Linked DNA regions of Mus musculus: region 1 is linked to region 2. Evidence: chromatin loops called from intact Hi-C (ENCODE). Cell type or tissue: left cerebral cortex. All regions are shown on one strand. Each heading gives the region's core, and the rest is flanking DNA. Links, peaks and the distances in the headings are about the cores only.

What was found. Hi-C counts contacts between places; a loop is a spot of excess contacts. Peaks named below come from ENCODE experiments on the same cell type or tissue, not always from the same donor. Only the 100,000 strongest peaks of a DNase experiment are listed, where the experiment ranks them.
Region 1: it touches region 2 in a loop (3-fold over the local background); 15 of 42 quality-filtered maps call a loop at or near these places.

The regions. Positions count from the first base shown.
Region 1 is chr19:12,593,429-12,598,867 of GRCm38, forward strand. It overlaps A330040F15Rik (RIKEN cDNA A330040F15 gene), which reads right to left and starts at 3,138. Exons shown (of 2, transcript NR_015503.1): 1 at 2,510-3,138. In left cerebral cortex, for the core only: CTCF peaks have their summits at 2,164 (motif pointing right) and 3,114; DNase peaks (open chromatin) are centred at 2,246, 2,600, 3,066 and 3,734; H3K4me3 peaks cover 2,142 bases; H3K27ac peaks cover 1,772 bases.
Region 2 is chr19:12,817,513-12,822,951 of GRCm38, forward strand. Lpxn (leupaxin) reads left to right here. Exons shown (of 9, transcript NM_134152.4): 4 at 1,824-1,923. Among named protein-coding and RNA genes, the nearest start is that of Lpxn, 22 kb to the left of the region's middle. In left cerebral cortex, for the core only: a CTCF peak has its summit at 3,083 (motif pointing left); a DNase peak (open chromatin) is centred at 3,077.

The sequences.
Region 1 (5,439 bases), core at 459-4,458, 220 kb before region 2:
TGGATGTTTTGCCTGCATGTATGTCTGTGCAGTACATGTGTGTCTGATGCCATGGAGCCAGGAGGAAGTTGTCAGATGCATTGGGACTGGAGTTACAAACAATTGTGAGCTGTCATCTCTCTAGCCCTGGTCTGGGTTATTTTTGAATAGTAGAAATTTGTTACTGTATCTGTGGAGACTGGGAAATCCAAGATCTAAGGACTTATGTCTCTGGTAAACCTCACTGCTTCCAAGATAGTGCCATTTGTTGCATCTTTTGATGACAGAAGGTGGAAGGACAAAGAGGCTTGATCTTTAATGAAGTACTAATGTCAATCATGACAGCTCAGCCTGGTAATCTTACTCCACTGAGCCTTAGGTAACATCTTACCAACATGCACGTTGTGGAGGGATCTATGTATATTGAGACCAGAGTGAAAATTGAAGCAACTGTAGAGTGAACAGATAATAACAAAAAATTCTTATTTACCAGCAATTAGCAATTGGAATCTGACATTTAAAACAATGTTTTTTACTCTGAGTGTGTCCTACTTATAATATTCCAACTTAGCTTATTATTACAGTTTGTGAATCAACAGTATATACTACTGATAGGGGACGAACACATATATAAATAGAATTGAATAGAGAGATTTTGAAAATGGATAGGTTCACGGAATATTTGCAGGTGTATTTGACAAAGGTACCAAAGAAATTCAGATGAAACTTTTTCATAAATCACACTGGAGCAAGAAGTCCCCAAAGTCCCAACAGAAAGAAAAGGCAAGGAGGGAGGGAGGGAGGGAGGGAGGGAGGGAGGGAGGGAGGGAGGGAGGGAGGGAGGGATCATTTTCCACATAATAATTAATTTAAATTGTACCACATATCTAGGTATAAATTGTAAAATCATAAGCCTTATAAGGAAAAGCAGAAAAGTCATCAAATCTAAAAGACCGTCAAGCAATTCTTACACTAAATACAGAAAGTGGAAGCCAGAAAGTTGTAAAAAACAAAAACCCTGTTAAGGATGAAAAGAGCCTCCAGCTTGATAGAAGATATTTTCAAGTCAAGTATCCAAAAGTTTTCATTGAGGATATTTTTAATGTTCTCACTTCATTTTAAAAGTAGCCAAACACATGAACAAACATTTCACAAAGAAGATGCAGAAATCAAGAAGTCACATAGGGAAACACTAAATAAGCATCACTATTATTAACACACGGCATGTTCACACACATTAAAAGCTCAAGAAATATCATGACACCCCTAATAGAAACGCTAAAAAAAGTATACTGATAATAGGATTCACAAAATGGCCCAGTGGCTAAAAGAGCTTACCACACACCAAATAACCCAAGTTCAATGCCCAGGACCCACATAATGATAAAAAAGAACTGACTCTACAAAGTTGTCCTTCCCTCTCCACATACACACTATAGTTTGTGCCTCCTCACAATGATGCTGATGAGGACGACAACGACGACGACGATGGTGATGGTGATGGATATGAGGAGACTAGATGTTGAGTACATTGCTTGGTCAAAGGGAGAAACGGCACAACCACACTAGAAGACTGGCTCCAAATCAATGGCTGGGGAGCTCCTAGATCCTAGAGTAGAAGATGCCACTGCTAATTCCTAAACAGTCTTGTGTCAAAATTCCTTCTCAATATTTATGTTTATGTCCATAGGCCTAGGCAGAAGCTTTCTTTAAAATATGGGTATTATTCAACACAGAGACTCATACTTACTTGTTCAAAGTGTTGAGAATAATACAGAGTTCTCAGCCCTAAATGGGACGTCTGTATTAACCCCTTATCAAGTTCTGGACAGTAACCAAGAGCCGTGGAATAGCCTGTAATGCTTTGAGGGGTTGTGTGGGGCAGCTTTAAAAGGTAACCCACACCTGGCCCCACACCTGGCACTAGGCTTTTTATTTGATAGTCATTAGTGTCTGGGGGTAGTTCTAATTAAACCCATTTTATGTATGTACATATACAACATCCAATGGGTACAGAGTATAAGAGTCTATTTCTTTGTTTCATATTGACTTTCAAAAGGCAGTACAATATTTCAGCCTGCTCTGATTTCTACATAGACAGCATAAAGTTTATACCATAAACGCATGCATCCCTTGGCACTGACTTTCAGTGGTCACAACTGTGACGTTTGACCAGCAGAGAGCATGAAAGCTCTAAGATGCTGGTGCAAACTGACAGAGGGCGTGGCTTCTGCATATCTGACACACCTCCAGGATTCAGGCCTGGATGAGGTAATAGCAGGCCAGAAGAAGAAGGCGTGGGGCTGAGCGTGCGTGTGTTCGTCAGTGTGTGTATGTCAGTGCGAGCAAAAGCCCTGGTGAGACTCAAGTGTAGGAGCTCTGGCCGCGGATACAGCCAGCGCTGAGCTGAAAACAGACAGGAAGTTAGTGGCTGCAAACCTCAGTCCCCGCGTTGGCCCCTGGGACCGGGATGGCAAGCGAGCTTTTGGACACCCGGGGACCCGGGAAGTATCCGCGGGCGTGAGCTCACCTTGGCGTTCTTCCGGGGAGGGGAGACACCTGGAAGCCTCTGAGCGGAGCCCCAGGGAGGGAGCTGTGCCACCGCCGTTGCCTGGCTCCCAGCGGAGAGAGGACGGAGGGCGTGACCATGCAACTCCAGCGAGGCTCAACTGGTGCGAGGCGGGTGCTGCGTCGCGCTTGGGCCGTGCGCCCTGGGTGGCTTTGCAAGGCGGGCGGCGAATGTGCAGGGTCAGGTTTTTTGCATGAAGCCGCTGGACCCCTCGGAGCAGCGGCAGCGACAGGGGCGGTGGAGCACAGTTGGAGGCGGGCAGCTACGGGTCCGCGTCCCGGTGCCTAAGCGACTGCAGACTCCCCCATGAACCACAGCTGAGGCTTCCCGGGAGGCGGTGGCGCCCGAGGCCGGGTGTGCAAGGACGGGGAAGGGAGCATCTCAGGGCACTTCATGCTCCAGACCTCAGCCTTGGACCCTAGTGGTGTAGGAATGGCTGACCGATCATGGCGGCTGGTGTCCCTACAGCCCTGCTGTGAAACACCACTTCAAGGCGGTGCTGCGCTGGTCCACGCGCGGGGCCAGCGTGGTGTTGGGCTAGGTGGAGAGACAGATTGCCCCCTACATCATCGACCTGCAGTCCATGAACCAGTTCCGCCAAGACACGGGTGAGCCATCCAAATCCCTGGTCTGTCCACTGACTCACCCAGTGACTAGCTTTGCTTACTGATGTCCTCACGTGATAGGTGTTGAGGGCAGGTGTTTCCCTTCCTTAGATCCTCACAGGATTCCAAGACCACCTTCAAGTATTTGTCCTGGCAAGTAGTTTAAATTGTCTTGATTATACAAACCCAGCTTCGGCCTAGCTGCAGGAGACCCCTTTATGCCCCCATCGCCACCCCCAGCCCCTACTGGCCCTTAGTGCAGGAATTCTAGGACTTTGCAGTTCCCAAGGAATGCGGGGTCTTCAGCAAGATACTGCTGGAGCCCTTTTACTGCTCACACCTCAGCTGACTTTGCTTTGCCTCAAGCACCTTTGGGGCTGCCGTACACCTCCCCCTCCCTTCAACCTGGCTGAATCTGGCCCTCTTCTATGGACCCCCCCTTCCCACTGACAACTCCTGGATGTAAGATTTGGGAAGCCGTAGGGTTCCTCAGTGTCTAGTTACAGTCTAGTGTGTGAAAAGTGCTGGAAAATTACTGGGAAGAGAGATTGGAGCCAGGGATTCCAGAGCTGGAGCATCTGGATGTGGTGGAGAGAAGAACCGGAGGACTGGGCTCCGGAATGCCTGGCAGAGAGGCTCCTCCCTTTGTCCACAGAGGACAGGACAGAGTGAACATTCTGCAACATTCTCCAACAGCCTGCAGAGTGGAGAATGTCTTTGCCAGCTATGCCTCAGACAGGGGCTGGGCGTCTAGAATATATAAAGAACTGCAGTAATTAAACTTCAAAATAGCTAGTCAATAAATCAGCCAATGAATGGAAGATACCGTTCGCAAAAGTAGGACCACATATGGACACCAGAGATTAAAAAGGCGTTCAGCATTCTTAGTTACCAGCTGAGTGAAAATTGAAGCTACGTTTTGGATTCCATCTTCCCCTAGTGACAATTACTAAGATAAAGAAAAGAGACAGCAGTGCTGTTGAGGTAATGTAACCTAGTACAGCCATTATATAAATTAGTATACATTTCTAAAAATTAAAAAAACAGAACTTCCCTATGATCCAGATATACTTCTGAGTGTGTGAGTGTGTGTATGTGTGTGTGTGTGAGTGTGTGTGTGTGTGTGTGTGTGTATTCTACCACAGAGATACCTGCACATCCACATTTATTGGTTTTCTATTCAAAATAGCAAAGAAATGGAACCAGCCCAAATGGAGCCAACAGATGAATGGATAAGGAAAACGTGGCACATATATAAATGGTATTTATTCAGCTGTAAAGAAAAATGAAATCACATAACTTACAGAAAAATGAATGAATATGGGAATTAGAAAAAAAAACCCTCCAGATTTAGACAGACAGCACATCTCTCACATGTGGAGCCTAGCCTATAAAGTCTGTCTGTCTGTCTGTCTGTCTGTCTGTCTGTCGTATGTAAGTTGGGGTGAATTCCTTGACTGTAGGCTCTGGAATCAGAAAAGAGTGCACAAAGAGGGAAAGAAAGTGTTGCAGAAGTAGAGGAAGGGCACAGGGAGGTGAATGTGGAGATGGAGGATGTGTGTAAGGTACAGTGGGGAGGGGGTGAGGGTATGGGGGGTGAGAAAGGTGAGGTGATTCAACAAAATAAATTTTGTCTGAAACTGGCACAATAAAACCTAATTCTGTGTGTTAATTATTAATGAAAAATAAACTATTTACAAAATAAAACTATGAAGACTGAGAAGTATGTACAAAGATGCCTCTTATGTTGTTCTTTTAAAATAACAGTAAGATTTTGGGGTGTCCTAAATTTCCAAAACAGAAAAATAGTTAAATAAATCACAAATTTCTGTGTCATAATTCTGATCATTATGTAAACACTAAAGCTAACTCTAAAAATAATTTTCCTTTCCCTTCCTCCTCTTCTTCTCTTCCATCTCATCTCCACACTCCCTTTGGAACATAGTTGCAAAGTTTTCAGTTACCCCAATACCCAGACTTCTTGCTAGATGCGATTATTCAATGGATTCTCTTAAGGGGTATTAACATCAAATTTGGAACCCAGAGAACTGACGTCAAGGTTTTTGTGCTTCAGTGAGATTTTTGTAGTGTCCATAATGCTGTGTAAAAGAAAAACTGGAAAGCTATCCAAACTTGGCTCTGCTAAAAATCACAAGGTAAGTGAAGTATGGGAGTTGCCGAGTTCCCTTTGATTTCTGGATCCTACCTGACACTAGCAAAAATGAGCAGTTTCAAAATCACCGAACAGCAAAACATTGACTAAAGTTGTTTAGTTAAGAGTTAACA
Region 2 (5,439 bases), core at 862-4,861:
CCCTAAATTATGTACTCCTGACCCAACAGTAATGCATGCATGTTTGTTATGATAATCATTTGCTGAAAACAGAACAAAAACGTTAAATGAAACATATGGATATTGTTGGATAGCATTGGTTTGCTTATTATCTGAATCATTTGGGGTTAGTTTGAGTTATGATTTCATCCTTATAAAACTCTATTGCAGATTTCTGTTCAGCATTTCCCATTCTTTCCTCACTCAGTGATTTCTGTGCCACTTAAGAAATACACAGCAGGGCTGACGAGATGGCTCAGTGGGTAAGAGCACCGACTGCTCTTCCAGAGGTCCTGAGTTCAAATCCCAGCAACCACATGGGGGCTCACAACCATCTGTACTGGTTGATGCCCTCTTCTAGTGACTCTGAAGACAGCAACAGTCTACTTAGATACATAAAATAAAATAAATAATTCTAAAAAAAAAGAAAAGAAATACACAGTGAATGCACTTTGTTAGGAATGATGGAAGACATGAGGAGAGCAAAGTAGAGAATTCAAACCTAGGCTCTCTCCTGGTTAAATGACACCAATGAGAAGTGCTTTATTGATTTCTGTCCGTAAGGCAACACTGATGAATTAATTATTGGTGACACTGAGGTTATTGTTAATGTGCTTAAGGTGATGTAATGAAGCAAATATGCACATTTTCAGATCTAGTAGTAATCTCAAATATGTCCAATTTTATTACCTATAAGCCCCAACTTGTACATTATTAGATCTCTAAACACATATCTACTACTTTGGGTCCTCTGGCATACATTTTATTTCCTTTCACATTTCTTGCTCCTAGAAACCATTGTTTTGTTTTATATTTCTATGTATTTAATCTTTTTACATTCTACATATAAGCATGTATGTACAATATGCAATACTTTACTTCTATTTAATTTTATACAATGTCCTTTAGGCTCATTTATGTTGATCTGCTTCTTCTCTAAGGCCAAATTATATTCCAGTGTTTATGTCATCCATTATAGTTTAACTGTCCTAATTAATTTACTCATCCACAGATAATTTGGTTATTTACATATCTTGTAAATAACACTGTAAGAAACATTGGGTCACAGACTTCTTTACTATGTGCCAGTTTCATTTCCTTCACAGCAGAGAGGGACTGCTGGGTCATATGAGAGTTCTATTTTTCATTTCTTCGGAAGCCTTCATATTGTTTCTCATTGTTGGTGACTACACCAACCTGCACACCACTGGCAGTTTACTGTGGTTTCAGTTCTCCTTACTTTTGCCAGCATTTGCCTCAGGCTGTAATGGGTATGAAGGACTATCTCATAGTAATATTGGTTTTCATTTTCCTGATGAATAATGAATCTGAGCACCTTTTTGTATACCTGATGACTGTTAGTCACCTTTAGAGGAATTCAGGTTTCTTGGTTATCTTTAAAACTCTCCATTGGTTATGACTTATAATTTTAAATTTCTCTATTAAAATACATGCTATGGCTTTACAGCTCTGTTCTGAAGTTTCTTGTACTCTATTAATTGGAGCCATGTCCAATACTTTTCTTCATACACTTGAAAAGGAATAGGTTATATATGTATGCATGTGTGTATTCATGTATGTATGCATGCATATATTTATTTATTTAGGGGATCAAAATGAAACAGATATACAATACAGAGAGGCCTTATTTTAAAATTTAGAGTAGTAGCTATACTTAAAATATTTCCTGTCTCTGGTTTTTAGATTCATATCAAATAGATTAATATGTAAAATTGCATCCTTTGGTATGTTATATGTGACTTAATATTTATTTGATTTTTTGCTTTTTCTTATTCTATCTGTAGTGAGGTCCAAGAGCCAAAGGAATCAGTCCTGCCTCCCAAAACCTCAGCAGCTGCTCAGTTGGATGAGCTCATGGCCCACCTGAGTGAAATGCAGGCCAAGGTGGGTACTGTCTGAATTATGAAGTTTCTGAGTTCCAGAGAGACACCAAGGTTGCTTAGTAGTGGTCAGTCTTCATCCCTTGCTTGGGAATTTTAAGGTGGTGCTCACTTTCTTAGACTATGTTTAATTCAGTGGAGAAACTCATTTGTGCACGAACGATAACATGGTGTAATGTCATAGGCCTTGATCTGGAGGATCTTGAATTGTTCTTGTTATAGTCATAGAGCTCTGCAGTATTTATAGAAGAAAAGGATGGTGATTTTCCAATGAGTGGAGTAAAGCTGAGGGATTTTGAGAGGTTAAACAAATTTTATCAGAGCAGTTGTGATGGGAGTTAGAATGGACACTTGAAGAATAGATGAGGCCTCGATACATATGATAAGAGTTAGAAAATCCCAAGGGCAAAGATTGCACCTACGGCGTGATCATGCAGAAGGGTTGTTAAACACACATGCCTGAGCAGGACAAGAGGCCGGTGGGCAGGCTGTGATGGAGCAAGGGAGGCCAAGGTAGGAAGGATAAGTTCTGAGCCCATACGGAGATAAAATCTGCTCTTTGTTCTTGTCTGTAGAGTGAAAATGGCAAGCTCATGCATCCTGGCAGAAAGCAGAAACCAGATAAGGAGCCTTAAGCATTTATCAAGGAAGTAGATCTAGAATTCTTAATACAGAGATCTAGCCATTTTAAATCTGATTGGAAGTTAGGATGCATACCCATGAAATCAGTATGAAATGTTTAAAGGAGACTTAAAATGTGTGTGCTAGAGGGGAGCAAGGACAAGACATGAAACTATCCACATCCTGCTCAGCACCCTAGCACTCAGTAACAACACATAGCTGTTGGAGGATCAGATGAATACATGTCACAGACAAGGTTCTCTGATGGTTAATACTTTACAATTAGCTAACATCTATGCTAAAGTTGAGTGAATTGACACTTTGCACTGCATACTTAACAATGCTAGAACAACAATCATTAGGAAATTTATGCTGTGTTTTCTCGTTGATTTAAAGTGTATCTTGGTATATTTAAAATTTAACTTACAATGTATGTTTTAAAAATAATCCACATACATTGTATAAAAATCAAAAGTACAAAAATATCTACAGTAAAACCGTTTTCATATCATGTCTCGGATTGTCCCATTCTGCCCCCTGCTGGTCTTCAGAATATACTGCAGCTTACATATGTATCCAGAAGTATTTTAGAATATGCAAGCAAAAAGATGTAGATGTGAAGAATATTTTTTTATGTTTGTCTTGAGGATTTTCCTTTTTATTAATTATTTTCTTTATTTACATTTCAAAATGTTATCCTCTTTCCTATTTTTCTCTCCGAAAAACCTCCAATTCAACCCCACACATACCGCCCTACTCCCCAACCCACCCACTCCTGCTTCCTGGCCTTGTCATTCCCCTGCACTGGGGCATAGAACCTTCATAAGACCAAGGGCCTCTCCTCCCATTGATGACTGACTAGGCCATCCTCTGCTACATATGCAGCTAGAGACACAAGTCCCACCATGTGATCTTCCGGTAGTAGTATGTCCATTTTTCTGAGGAACCGCCAGACTGATTTCCAGAGTAGTTGTACCAGCTTGCAATCCCACCAACAATGGAGGAGTGTTCCTCTTTCTCCACATCCTCGCCAGCATCTGCTGTCACCTGAGTTTTTGATCTGTGAAGAATATTTTTACTTAGTTATTTTTCAAATGTAAAATTAGTAACTATTTTGTTATCTCTAGATATTAACCTTGTGAATAGATAACTCACAAACACTAAACTCTATTATATAAAACAGAGGAAAGAATTTTGTTTAAGGATCAATTTTTGAGGGAAATAAGCATTTGTATGGTAAAATAATATGAGGCTATTCCAGACAGTGAAAGTTGAATAACTAGAGGCCTCTAGACAGATATTGTCTGAACTGTTCAGGAGAGTGTTGGGAGCCTGCCCACTTCAACAATAAGGCTTCTAACTGTGAAATAGAGAATGCAAATTGGGAAGACAAAGTGAGGGTAGGTGGGTGTGAAGCATTGAATGTCTATTAGATGGTTGATAAAAAATTAATGGGGAGGCAGTGGAGAGACAGTGTATCTATCTGATAAGATAAGCATTAAGTAGATAGATGGCAGCAGCAGCCAATGGTGAAAAGGACATGAAATGTTGAAGGGAGAAGGTGTGGTGTGGTGTGGTGTGGTGTGGTGTGGTGTGGTGTGTGTGTGTGTTAAACTGACTTGAATGATTTATAGTAATTGCTTTGTTTCTGTGTTTGAATAAATTCAATCCATAGATAGTCTCACTACCCTCTCTCTTTTTTTTTTCCATTTTTTATTAGGTATTTAACTCATTTACATTTCCAATGCTATACCAAAAGTCCCCCATATCCACCCACCCCCACTCCCCTGCCCACCCACTCCCCCTTTTTGGCCCTGGTATTCCCCTGTACTGGGGCATATAAAGTTTGCAAGTCCAATGGGCCTCTCTTTCCAGTGATGGCCAACTAGGCCATCTTTTGATATATATGCAGCTAGAGTCAAGAGCTCCGGGGTACTGGTTAGCTCATAATGTTGTTCCACCTATAGGGTTGCAGATCCCTTTAGCTCCTTGGCTACTTTCTCTAGCTCCTCCATTGGGAGCCCTATGATCCATCCATTAGCTGACTGTGAGCATCCACTTCTGTGTTTGCTGGGCCCCGGCATAGTCTCACAAGAGACAGCTACATCTGCGTCCTTTCAATAAAATCTTGCTAGTGTATGCAATGGTGTCAGCGTTTGGATGCTGATTATGGGGTGGATCCCTGGCTATGGCAGTCTCTACATGGTCCATCCTTTCATCTCAGCTCCAAACTCCGTCTCTGTAACTCCTTCCATGGGTGTTTTGTTCCCAAATCTAAGGAGGGGCATAGTGTCCACACTTCAGTCTTCATTCTCCTTGAGTTTCATGTGTTTAGCAAATTATATGTTATATCTTGGGTATCCTAGGTTTGGGGCTAATATCCACTTATCAGTGAATACATATTGTGTGAGTTTCTTTGTGAATGTGTTACCTCACTCAGGATGATGCCCTCCAGGTCCATCCATTTGGCTAGGAATTTCATAAATTCATTCTTTTTAATAGCTGAGTAGTACTCCATTGTGTAGATGTACCACATTTTCTGTATCCATTCCTCTGTTGAGGGGCATCTAGGTTCTTTCCAGCTTCTGGCTATTATAAATAAGGCTGCTATGAACATAGTGGAGCATGTGTCCTTCTTACCTGTTGGGGCATCTTCTGGATATATGCCCAGGAGAGGTATTGCTGGATCCTCCGGTAGTACTATGTCCAGTTTTCTGAGGAACCGCCAGACTGATTTCCAGAGTGGTTGTACAAGCCTGCACTCCCACCAACAATGGAGGAGTGTTCCTCTTTCTCCACATCCTCGCCAGCATCTGCTGTCACCTGAATTTTTGATCTTAGCCATTCTGACTGGTGTGAGGTGGAATCTCAGGGTTGTTTTGATTTGCATTTCCCTGAT